Regions from separate parts of the Homo sapiens genome. Here all the other regions are linked to region 3. The links are chromatin loops, found by intact Hi-C in ENCODE. Cell type or tissue: PC-3. All regions are shown on one strand. Region 1 overlaps CYP3A43 (cytochrome P450 family 3 subfamily A member 43). Region 2 overlaps ZKSCAN5 (zinc finger with KRAB and SCAN domains 5). Region 3 holds the start of ZSCAN25 (zinc finger and SCAN domain containing 25).

Region 1 (4,000 bases), 220 kb before region 3:
TTCTTCACATGTTATGCAAACAGTACACCTAGTCCTAACCAGTTTTTTATGTGCTATGCAAATGACACACCTGGTCCAACCAATCTTTCATGCCCTATGTAAATCAGACACTGCCTCCTCAAGCTCATCTATAAAACCTCCTGCACTTTACCGCAGGTCAGAAGACCCACTGGGGGCCCCCTCTCTCGGCAGGAGAGAGCTTTTCTCTTTCTTTCACCTATCCAACCTCTGCTCTTAACCTTATTCTTTGTGCGTCCACTATAGGGAGACCCCCTATATCTGTGGGACAACAAACCTCGGGTATTACCCCAGACGAGTGATGCCACATTGCTATTGTTGTGGGAATGTGGCTTATGTATGAAGCTATTACCCAGGGTTGTGAAATTACAGCTATCTGTCTGGGGAAAAAAGGAAGGCAGTAAGGTATGACTTAATTCTCAAGCTCGATTTTCCCTTTGTCATAGTGAGTTTAGGGTCTCAAAGATTTTATTTTTGTTCACATACTGAATATGCATGGAGTTTCCTATGACACGCATATTCCCCTTGCAATGCTCAATTCCCAGATCATCTTTTTCTTTTAGATAGCCTCTCTCTGTTTGTTACTTAGGTTGACAATAGCATTATCCAAACAAAATCTGGGCTGAGATTGTTCTCTCTGCAGTAAAATAACTCAGCATAGCAACAGCTCTATCCAATGCAAGTTTCCAGAATACTCACCCCCACATTTCTCCGTATTTTTCATTACATTCTCTGTCAAAATTCCAAAGACCCTGGCAGAAGAAACAAAATACAATTCAAGTATTATTTCGAATGTACTGAACGCTACATTTAACCAGGGCAAAAAAGTCAAATCCAATGACTTGCTACCATTAGGCTTGCTACCATTTACTGGCAGTTAGAGGGAATCTTTTTTTTTTCCTTTTTTTCTGCTGCCCAGGCTGGAGTGCAATGGTGCGATCTTGGCTCATTGCAACCTCTGCCTTCTGGGTTCAAGCTCTTCTCCTGCCTCAGCCTCCCAAGTAGCTGGGATTATGGGGGCCCGCCACCACACCCAGCTAATTTTTGTATATTTAGTAGAAATAGGGTTTCACCATGTTGGCAAAGCTGGTCTCGAACTCCTGACCTTAGGTGATCCTCCTGCTTCAGCCTCCCAAAGTGCTGGGATTACAGGCGTGAGCCACCACGCCCAGCTGGGAATCTTATTCAGAGACCTCTTAAGGAAAAGGAGAGAAAATACAGAAGATATTTGAAATGGAGAATTTAAAGTCACTTTTAAATTTTCTCTAACTAGTGTAGATATTGAATGACTTACTTCTGTCTATGAACACTAAGCAACTCATTGTCTTTCTGATGTGTTTTCATTTCTGCATATGTTGTCTCTGCAATCTCATAAACCCCTGAATTATCACCACCATGGGAACATGAAGAAACCGAGGCTGACGGAAAGTGAGTGAGTGTCTCAAGGGAATGTGCAATCTTTTATCTCCTTGTTCAGCATCCTTTTCATTTATCTCATGTATTCTCTCTAGAATTCTAGCTGAATTAGAAAGTCAAAAACATCAGGGACCACTTTTAGTCTAGCAGATTTAAATAAAAGTCCAAGGCATTTTGTTGAGCGAGAAAATGAGTGAGTGGGCAAATGACAGAGTGGACTCACTTTCCAGTTTTCCAGCTTAACACATAATAAGTGTGGGAAATGCCACCTCTAGATGTCAGACACAGCACATTACAATACTCACTCAGAGTTTTCACTTCTGACACTTAAAAACAAACTTTCCTGCTTCCTTGTTTCAGTTTTGATGTTCTAACTAGGCAACATATAGCCCAGGACATGTGGATTTACTAAAGGATCGATCTGGGAAATATGAAGAGAAAATTATTGCTTTTTCGGGGGGTAAAAAAGGATGAAATTCTTAAGTGGTAATTTTGCAATGAAGGCCTCAGTTGGGAGAATTAGAATCTGAAAAACAAGCCTCAGGTCTGTAAGACAGAAAACCTGAGTCAGAGAGCAACCTGTACACAGGCTTTCTTACTGGCCATGTGGACACGCACTTGTGACTTTCCATCATGGCCCCAGGCCCTTGGTGGAGCATCAGACCAGGGTAGCCACAAGGCTCAGTCAAAATTCGAAGACTATGAGACACATATTACCTCCTGTTTAGATAATTAAATTTTGAATAAGTTTGTCAAATTATCCCCTTTCTAGTTATTTTGTTAAGTAATTTTGCCTTTCTTTTAAAAAAAAACAGAACTCATTTTGTGGTTAAATATCTGAAGTTGATGGACAGCCTCCATATTGTCTTCATTATAAGCACTCCCTGCTCAGGCTCACTCATAGGGTGCTGCCTTTGAAGAAAAGCAGCAGGAAAGCAGAACCTTCTTGTTCTTCCTCTCAAATCTGTAAAATACATCCTGGGGAGAAGAAGCTGGAGCACAACTGTGGAACTACCTGCAGGGAATTTAACAGTTCTTGAGAGAATTCAAGTATGTGCAAATTATCCAGCGGTAAATAGCTGCCTAGTGAACTGAATTTTCTTTTTCTTTTTTTCTTTTCTTTTTTTTTTTTTTTTTGAGACACAGTCTCGCTCTTTCACCCAAGCCAGAGTGCAGTGGCGCTATCTCGGCTCACTGCAAGCTCCGCCTCCCGGGTTCACGCCATTCTCCTGCCTCAGCCTCCCGAGTAGCTGGGACTACAGGCGCCCGCCACTGCGCCCGGCTAATTTTTTTTTTTTTTTTTTTTGTATTTTTAGTAGAGACAGGGTTTCACCGTGTTAGCCAGGATGGTCTCGATCTCCTGACCTCGTGATCCGCCCGTCTCGGCCTCCCAAAGTGCTGGGATTACAGGCGTGAGCCACCGCGCCCAGCCAATGAACTGAATTTTCAAAGCTCTACAGGAGGAAGGAAACAAAAGCTTACTAAAGCTCTTGGTGAAAACAGGAAAGTTTGAATGTGGTACATGATGCTAATGAGCGCTACTGGGGCTCCCATTTCCCCATTTCTGCTTTTCTCTTAATACTAAGGACAACTGTAGCTTCTCAAAAATCTGCACAGGGCAAAAGGAAAGTCCTCTTTATGGTTCGCAAAGTCTGAACATCAAGTCCTGAACATCGAGTGCTGATCCCCCAGATATCTGTGCCGTGCAACTGAGGCAAACCCAAACCCCCTGACCATTAAGATGAGAGTCCTGGTATAAACCTGGCCCTGCTCTGGGTGGAGCATACACACCATTTCTGAAAGTGTAAAACATTGGAAATTCCTCCTGAGGAGGAGCATTTTTACTGATAGGACTAAGCTTGGGTTTGCATCGATAAGAAGCAAAAGAGGGAGCTCAAATAACACTTACCCTAAGGTAGAACAAAATAGTTCCCAGAAAAGGCAGAGGGGTTGGCCCAGGAATTCCCAGCTTCTTAAAAAGTTTATGTGAATGGGTCCCATAACTATAAAATAAAAGAGAAAGCCAGGTTACAGAAATTGTAACTTTATAGATAAGGGGTTGGCCAGACATTACCTCAGGAACTGGAATGTTCAAGGGAGGGAGGTAACATGGAGGCAATAAATAACAACAGAAACTCTGATGGCAATAATTACATTTTATAGCAGGATTTTAAGGAATCAGAGAGACCAATGGGGTTCAGGAGGATATTTATTAATTATTTAGGTACACTGGGCCAGTCAGATTAACATCCAAAGGACTGAGCCTCACTTTCTTCCAAGCCTGACTTTTCGGGTGCTCCTGACTCTGCTTCCTGCCTTATTCTGACCAAAGACAGATATACTGGCACACATGGGGATGGACATTCCCTTTCCTCAGGTGGGGCCTGAATAATTGATTTCGGCTGATCTTTGGGGATTCCTGCAAGCTCTGCTCTAGTTACATCTCGGAAGCTGACTAGTCTATGCACAGCCGAAGCTAAGAGTACCATCTCTGGATAAGTAAATGTGGATACAATTTACAAGCCTAGTTATAATTCTGTCAGTACTGATTGTTCTGTTGTTACGT
Region 2 (4,000 bases), 90 kb after region 3:
TAGAACGGGAAAACACTAGCTGAGAGGATAGCTCAGCTCAAACCCAGAACTTTAAAGACACTTTACTGACTTCTGTGCCATGGTGGAAGATGCAGCGTGGCTGTAAACATCAAAGGCAGAATTAAAAAAAAAAAAAAAAAAAAGAAAAACATTTTGGCTGGTCTTAGAATCATCTGAAGAATATTAGTAAGGGCCTTTAAGTTCACAGCACAGTTTATGACGATCTCATTCACAGATAAATTTACTGTCATTTGAACAGATGTTTAAAAATACTGGCCCGGCATGGTAGCTCACACCTATAATCCCAGCACTTTGGGAGGCCAAGGCGGGTGGATCACTTGAGGTCAGGAGTTCGAGACCATCCTGGCCAATATAGTGAAACCCCATCTCTACTAAAAATACAAAAAAAAATTAGCCAGGTATGGTGGCAAATGCCTGTAATCTCAGCTACTCAGGAGGCTGAGGCACGAGAATCGCTTGAACCTGGGAGGCAGAGGTTGCAGTGAGCTGAGATCGTGCCATTGCACTCCAGCCTGGGCAACAAGAGTGAAACTCCGTCTCAAAAAAAGAAAAGAAAAGAAAAAAAGAAAAAGTCACAGGCATAAACAGTTATCGGGACAAAAGAGAAAAAAATTGAAGTTCAACAACTGGGAACACTTGAGTAAATTACAATGCCACCACACAATGGCAGACTGTCAGAAATAAAAAGGAGGGCTGAACAGCCCTGGAAAATGTGTACGCTTAATATTTAATTCTGAGTACGACTACGTGAAACAGACTTATAAAAAAAAAAGGAAACATACTAAGTAATAACAGTTCTATTAGTTAGGGTGATGTGATTATGGGTGATTTATTTTTTCTTTTTATTTTCTCCAAGCTTCCTGTACTACTGTTATTTTATTGGGTTTGTGTTTGTTTGTTATTTGAGAAGTCTCACTCTGTTAGCCAGTCTGGAGTGCAGTGGCTATTCACAGACACATTTATAGCTCACTGTAGTCTTGAACTTCTGGGCTAAGAGATCCTCCCACCTCAGCCTTCCGAGGAGCTGCAACTACAGGCACATGCCACCATGCCCAGGTAATTTTTAAATTTTTTTGTAGAGACAAGGTCTTGCTATGTTGCCCAGGGTGGTCTTGAATGCCTGGCCTCAAGTAATCCTCCTAGCTCAGCCGCCTCCCAAAGCACTGAGATTACAGGTGTGAGCCACTGTACCCAGGCTATTGTTTTAAAATAAGTAAAATAACTAAATTGGGAAAAGGGGAAAGAGAGAAAAGCATATAAGAGAGCCAAATCCTCATTTACTACCATAGAAAGTCAACAGATAACATTTAAAATTGATGAGCCAACTAATAATAGTTTTATTTTAAAATACAGAATTACCAGAAGGAACCACTAACAGCTGAGAGCACAGCCAGCACAGTGGCTCATGCCTGTAATCCCAGCACTTTGGGAGGCCAAGGCAGGCAGATCGCCTGAGGTCAGGAGTTCAAAACCAGCCTAGCCAACATGGGGAAACCCTGTGTCTACTAAAAACACAAAAATTACCCGGGCATGCTGGTGCGCGCCTGTTGTCCCAGCTACTTGGGAGGCTGAGGCAGGAGAATCGCTTGAACCGGGGAGGCAGAAGTTGCAGTGAGCTGAGATCTCGCCACTGCACTCCAGCCTGGGCGACAGAGCGAGACTGTCTCAAAAAATAAATACATAAGAACCAAATAAACGATAACCTTTGCCTCTTCCTACCCCCCCCAGTATCACCACCCATCTGTCCTGTTGTACCGTACTAATAAAACACCTTTTGCTTTTCGCCTCCATTTATCCCCCGGATATAAACTCCTCACACGTACATCTCTGGGATTTCTCCCTGAAGTGGCGTTTTAGGTGTTCGATCAGATGCGAATGGCGACCGAAGTTCTTCCCACACTCATTGCAGCCATAGGGCCTCTCTCCGCTGTGGACACTGTGGTGCTGAACCAGGTGGGAACTCACCCGGAAAGCCTTTCCGCACACCTGACATTTGTAGGGTTTCTCCCCTGTGTGGACGCGCTGGTGCTGGGTGAGGTGCACCCGCTGATTGTAGCTCTTCCCACATTCTCCGCACTTAAACGGTTTTTCTCCAGTGTGGATGCGCCGATGCTGAATAAAGTTTGAGGCTTGGAGGAAGAATTTGCCACAATCGCTGCATCTGTGCCCTCTCTCGCCATGTGTGCTTTGCTTAGGGCTGATGTCTGTGATTGCATCCAGATCCCTTTTCTGGGAAGGATTCTGCCTTGATTTCCCCACAGTGGGGTTGACCTGCCACCTTTGTACCATGCCTTTAAGGTCACTGACTTCTGCAAAGTCTGGATCCTGAGGAACGCTCCTTTCGGTGTGTTCTGGCGCCACCCAGTGTGATTCAGAGTCATCAGAAATCTGCTTCACTATGAGCTCCATATTGTCCCTGGACTCATAACCTGAAATAACAGAGGGAGAATTAAAAAATGAGCTTTTCCTTGAATTTGAAGAAATAAAATGAGGGGATAATGAAGAGAAACTGACATGTGCTAGGGATCCATGATTCTGTAAAGGGACTTTTACAGTACAGGGATGGGATGAAAAATATTCAAGCAGAAAAGTGAGGGAGGTTAGGGAAGGAAGAGCTGGCAAAAAATGTTCAGAGGAAGGAGACTGAAAATCAGTCATTCCACTGAACGAAGAGGGTCTCCTCTCAGTGTGGCACTTACAAATACCTGTATCATGTTAAATGTTCTCTTGTGTGTGTGTGTGTGCGCGCGCGCGTGTATGTGTGTGTTTTGAGACAGGGTCTCACTCTGTCACCCAGGCTGGAGTGCAGTGGGGCAATCATGGCTCACTGCATCCTCAACCTCTTGGGCTCAAGCGATCCTCCCACCTCAGCCTCCCAAGTAGCTAGGACTACAGTTGCACACCACCATGCTCAGCTAATTTTTATATTTTTGTAGAGATGAGGGTCTCATTATGTTGCCCATGCTGGTTTCAAACTCCTGAGCTCAAGTGATCCTCCCACCTCAGCTTCCCAAAGTGCTGGGATTACAGACGTGAGCCAACGCGACTGGGCAATATTCTTTTTTTTTTTTCTTTTGAGACGGAGTCTCACTCTGCCACCCAGGCTGGAGTGCAGTGGCGCGATCTCGGCTGACTGCAACCTCTGCCTCCCGGGTTCAAGTGATTCTTCTGCCTCAGCCTCCCAAGTCACTGGGACTACAGGCGCACATCACCACGCCCAGCTAATTTTTGTAATTTTAGCAGAGACAGGGTGTCACCATATTGGCCAGGTGGTCTCGAACTCCTGACCTAGTGATCTGCCCGCCTCGGCCTCCCAAAGTGCTGGGATTACAGACATGAGCCACCGCGCCCAGTCACGACTGGGCAATATTCTTAATAAAACTGGATAGCAGGTTATGCAGCTAACCCCATCTTCACCTTCCTCTTCCTGTGAATTCATAGCCTAGAAAAGAAAGGTGATCTTTCTAGGTTTCTCAATGCCCAAAGGATTTCAGTTTGGTATGAATTAATCTAAAAGAAAAAAGACATTCTTTCTATATCCTGAGAAGAACCTACTACTTTCAAGAGCTAGGTTAATGTTCAGCAGTCACTGATAGAACCGTGGATGTTTCAGTGGCTATAATTAGTTCCTTTGTTCAACTGTATCAGCAAGATACTTTACTCAAAACACTGATGTTTTAATATGGTTTGCAGAGACAAATCTTCAGTAGTTAACAAAAAATAGAGTATTGGCCAGGCACAGTGGCTCATGCCTGTAATCCCAGCACTTTGGGAAGCCAAGGCGGGCGGTTCACTTGAGGCCAGGAGTTCGAGACCAGCCTGACCAACACAGCGAAACCCCGTCTCTACAAAAAATACAAAAATTATCAGCCGGGTGTGGTGGCTCACGCCTGTAATCCCAGCACTGTGGGAGGTCGAGGTAGGCGGATCACTTGAGGTCAGGAGTTTGAAACCAGCCTGGCCAACATGATGAAAACCT
Region 3 (4,000 bases):
ATTTCTTACTTTAGCGAGGAACTACATGTTTTATAAAAGTCATTCTGCCTGTGTGTTGACAGGGAATAGGCTAGAGGTGGCAAGAGGGAAATGGCACTTACAGTGATTCAAGCAGATGATAAGGGCTTAGATCAGGGTGGTGGCAAAGAGTCAGACAAAATCAAGACGTATTTTGGAGATTAAAACCAACAAACTTGCTGATGGCTTAGATGTGATGGTGCGCTCAACCTGAAAAAGACAATGGAGCAACATATATACCATTATGACAAATGACCTAAAGATTTCTAACTTGTACAGGCTTTACTCTTTAGAAAGCATGTGAACACATATTTCATCTAATACTTAAAACACTTCTGTAGGATGAGTGCTACTCCTCCTACTTCTCAGAAGAAAAAAAAGAGACTAGATGATAACTGCCTCCCAAAATACATGGTACAGATTGAAAAAAAAATGTGAAGTCAAAAAGAGAGAAAACTAATCTAAGTCCAAGTACTCAAGGAAAAGAAGAGGCTTGAAGTAGACTGGAGAATGAGTCCTATTTACCTCCAAGTGGATTATGCGGAAGACCTAGACTGGGAAGACAGACTTGGAAGTCCAAAGCACCAGGGGAAGGAGATCCTGCTTGTCAGAAAACGGAAAGATCACCTGACTGGAGCAGAGAATGGGCAGCTGGCAGGAGGCACACCCCAAAGCTTCTGCTAAATATTCTATTGTGAGTTTGTGTATTTATCTACCCCCACTTAAACCAAGTTTATATTTTCAGTCTATTCATTGACTCTGCAACATTGAGATTTCTCTTTCATTCCTTTCTAGCTATTGCATTGGTTCACTCCACTAGTGCATTTAATGCACTACAGTGCAAATGTTTACCCATGTGTCTCCCTCTAACAGATTCCCTGGAGGCAAGAAAGATCCTCATTCATCTTTTATCTCTGCCATTTGACAAATAGAAATTGCCCCATTGCTATTCTTTATCTCCCCCCACCCATTGTGACTCTTTTGTTTTGTTTCTGAGACAGGATCTCAGGGTTTTATCACCCCAGCTGGAGACCAGTGGTGCGATCACTGCAGCCTTTGCCTCCTAGGATCAAGCGATCCTCCCACCTCAGCCTCCCGAGTAGCTGGGACTACTGGCGAGTGCCACCATGACCAGCTAATTATTTATTTTTGTAGAGACAGGGTCTCCCCATGTTGCCCAGGCTGGAGTGCAGCGGCATGAATGTAAGTCAGTGCAACCTTGAACTCCTGGGCTCAGGCGATCCTCCTGCCTCAGCCTCCCGAGTAGCTGGGACCTCAGGCGCGTGCCACCACGCCCGGCTACTTTTCAATTTTTGTAGAGACAGGGTCTCGCTATGTTGACCAGGCTGGCTCATCACTATTCTTTAAATAAGTGTCCTATGTGATTACTTTCACTTTGCACAGAGTTCTGCTTTGGTTCAAGATCTCTTCGGGTTCGTGGCCAGCCCTGCACTAAGCCAAGCCTGGCAGAGCGGGATCAGCCTCGCTCCTACCTGAGCCTACAGCGCGGCGGCCCCTCAGCGTCCAGACCCGCAGGGCCTCGGGGCCGCTGAAGGCAGCTCCTGAGAGACTTGCCGCCCTCAGCCGGGGCTGAGCGGAGGGAGACGGGCTCTACTGCAACCCCGCTGCCGCCGAGCCCCGTAGCGGCACCAAAACCCGTCCCCGCGCCCGTTTACCACTTCGCCCGCCACCCGCTGCGGCCCTGAAGAGGCTCTCACCCGCCGCGGCCCTGAAGGGCCTCTCACCCGCTAGGGTCGCCAGTGCTATCCGCGGTCCGGAAGTGAGCTGCGGACGCTGTTAGACAGGTGCGTAAGGAAAGACTCGCTTCCGTGTCCTCTCTAGGATGCTCGGAGGTCTCGGCGGATGCGTCTCGATGGTTGCTGATCCCAGCCTGCTGTTCCGAACCCGGCGAGGCGAAGACCACCAGGGCTTCCCCAGGATTGACTGCCCAGCTCGAGGCGCTCTGTGGCTAGGCCCCTTCCACTTCCGTGCCATTTCACCTGCTTGCCCTCCGTGGAAAGGACTCGGTGCATCGCCAGATACACTACTGGACACAGCACCTGCCCCAAGGGGCTTTAGAGTCCAGTCGGTCAATGCGCGACTATTCCGGCTGCGAGGGCCTTGCGCGAGGCGTAGGGGCAGAGGAGATAGGGGGCGCACTGGATCTAACCGGCTCACTTAAGAGGCTCCTGACCCCGGGTAGTGTGCGTGCGTGTGTGTATGTGTAGTCAGGGAAGGCTTCCTGGAGGAGCCAGCATCGGAGCTGTTTTTTGTGGGGGGTTTTTGTTTGTTTGTTTGTTTGTGTTTTTTGAGAAAGAGAGAGAGAAGTCTTGTTCTGTCTCCCAGGATGGAGTGCAGTGGTGAGATCATAGCTCACTGCAACCTCGAAGCCCTGAGTTCAAGCAATCCTCCCACCTCAGTCTCCTGGGTAGCTGGGACTTTTTTTCAATTTTTTGCAGAGAGGGGGATCTCTCTATGTTGCCCAATCTGGTCTCCAACTTCTGGACTCAAGCGATCTTCCCCCCTTGGCCTCCCAAAGTGCTAGGACTGCAGGCGCAAGCCACCGCGTCCAGCCTGAAGGCAGTCTGTCTCAACTGGGTGGCCCAGTGTTACTCCAGAATCCACTCAGGAAACAGGAAACCCTCTTGTCTTACTCTTCTCCAGCACTTTGCAAAGTGTCTGGTACAATATTTGCTAAAAATATACACTTATAGAGTAAATGAACTCCTAGAATATAACATAGGTGTTAGACCATCTCACTTTATCCTCCATGTCTCTGTCCCACTTTCATATTTTTCTTGTCTGCCCATATTTGACTTGGGTTTATGTCTTCACCTTTTTATTAATAATCCACTTTTCAGCTGTTTCTAATGTGCTACAAAATCCACAGTTGTTGTTTTTTTGTTTTGTTTTGTTTTGTTTTTTAAGAGACGAGGTCTTGCTGTGTCACCTAGGCTGGAGTACAGCGGTGCTATCATAGCTCACTACAGCTTCCAACTCCTGGGTTCAAGCAATCCACCTCAGCTTCCCAAATAGCTGGGACTACAGGCATGAGCCACCACACCCAGCTAATCTTTAAAAAATGTTTTGTAAGGACAGGGTCTCACTATGTTGCCCAGGCTAGTCTTAAACTCCTGGGCTCGAGCAATCCTCCCCACTTGGCCACCCATATTTTTGTTTTAATTAATATATTTTTTCCATTTCTAGAATTTCTATTTGATTTTTTCCAAATATTCTAGATCGATCTTTTAAAAGAATTTACCGATATGTTTAAGCTTTTCTTTGTACATAGTAAATATAGTTGAGCCTGATAATTCTGAGATCTGAAGTCCCCTCAGATATCTTTCTGTGATCTGCTATTTCCACTGTTTTTGATGGTGCCACTTCCACCAGCAGTACCTAACAGCATCCATTTCCCATATCTCATCATCTCTGCCATTATCCAGCTTTAATTTTTGCCAATTGACAGGTGAAGTAAATGTTACCTCATTTTTTAATTTGCATGTTCTTCATTATAAGTGAGGTCAGTCATTATTCCTACTTTCATTAACTTCTTGCCTTCCCTTTTCTGTGAACGGACTTTTCTTTGTGTTTCTATTAAGCTGTTTATCTCTTTCTTATTGATTTATGAGTTCTGGGGACATTATATAATGTCCCTAGAGCATTAAATAATGTCCCCAGGACATTAATTGGGGGCATTCCTCAAACATACCTTCCTCGAACATACCACAGTACCTTGTTTCCTTGTGTGACAGGCTGCTCATTTTCCTTGGAAACATTTTTGTGAAATTTCTTTGAGTTCCAGGATAAAGTGAATTTATCTAGAGAGGGTTGATATTGTTTTTCTTCCATGTAAATTTTTTTCTTGTCAGCATCACCAGTCCAAGGTCATTGTAAACCAAATTTATAATTTGAGGATTTTTGAACCATGCTATAATAGTAATATGAATTTGGGCTGCAAATATTGAGGGGTGATTTGTGG

The links. A loop is a pair of places that touch in the nucleus more often than their neighbours do. Peaks named below come from ENCODE experiments on the same cell type or tissue, not always from the same donor. Only the 100,000 strongest peaks of a DNase experiment are listed, where the experiment ranks them.
Region 1: it touches region 3 in a loop (4-fold over the local background); 5 of 110 quality-filtered maps call a loop at or near these places.
Region 2: it touches region 3 in a loop (12-fold over the local background); 6 of 110 quality-filtered maps call a loop at or near these places.

The regions. Positions count from the first base shown.
Region 1 is chr7:99,835,890-99,839,889 of GRCh38, reverse strand. CYP3A43 (cytochrome P450 family 3 subfamily A member 43) reads right to left here. Exons shown (of 13, transcript NM_057095.3): 2 at 3,344-3,437; 3 at 718-770. Among named protein-coding and RNA genes, the nearest start is that of CYP3A43, 9.9 kb to the right of the region's middle. In PC-3, a CTCF peak has its summit at 1,713; no DNase peak of the experiment used is centred here.
Region 2 is chr7:99,524,263-99,528,262 of GRCh38, reverse strand. ZKSCAN5 (zinc finger with KRAB and SCAN domains 5) reads right to left here. Exons shown (of 7, transcript NM_145102.4): 6 at 1,845-2,450. Among named protein-coding and RNA genes, the nearest start is that of ZKSCAN5, 22 kb to the right of the region's middle. In PC-3, a CTCF peak has its summit at 2,377 (motif pointing left); no DNase peak of the experiment used is centred here.
Region 3 is chr7:99,614,753-99,618,752 of GRCh38, reverse strand. ZSCAN25 (zinc finger and SCAN domain containing 25) reads right to left here and starts at 1,807. Exons shown (of 8, transcript NM_145115.3): 1 at 1,737-1,807; 2 at 102-228. RefSeq lists enhancers at 1,772-2,091, 1,682-2,661. In PC-3, CTCF peaks have their summits at 1,957 and 2,163; DNase peaks (open chromatin) are centred at 1,842 and 2,162; H3K4me3 peaks cover 2,658 bases; H3K27ac peaks cover 1,023 bases.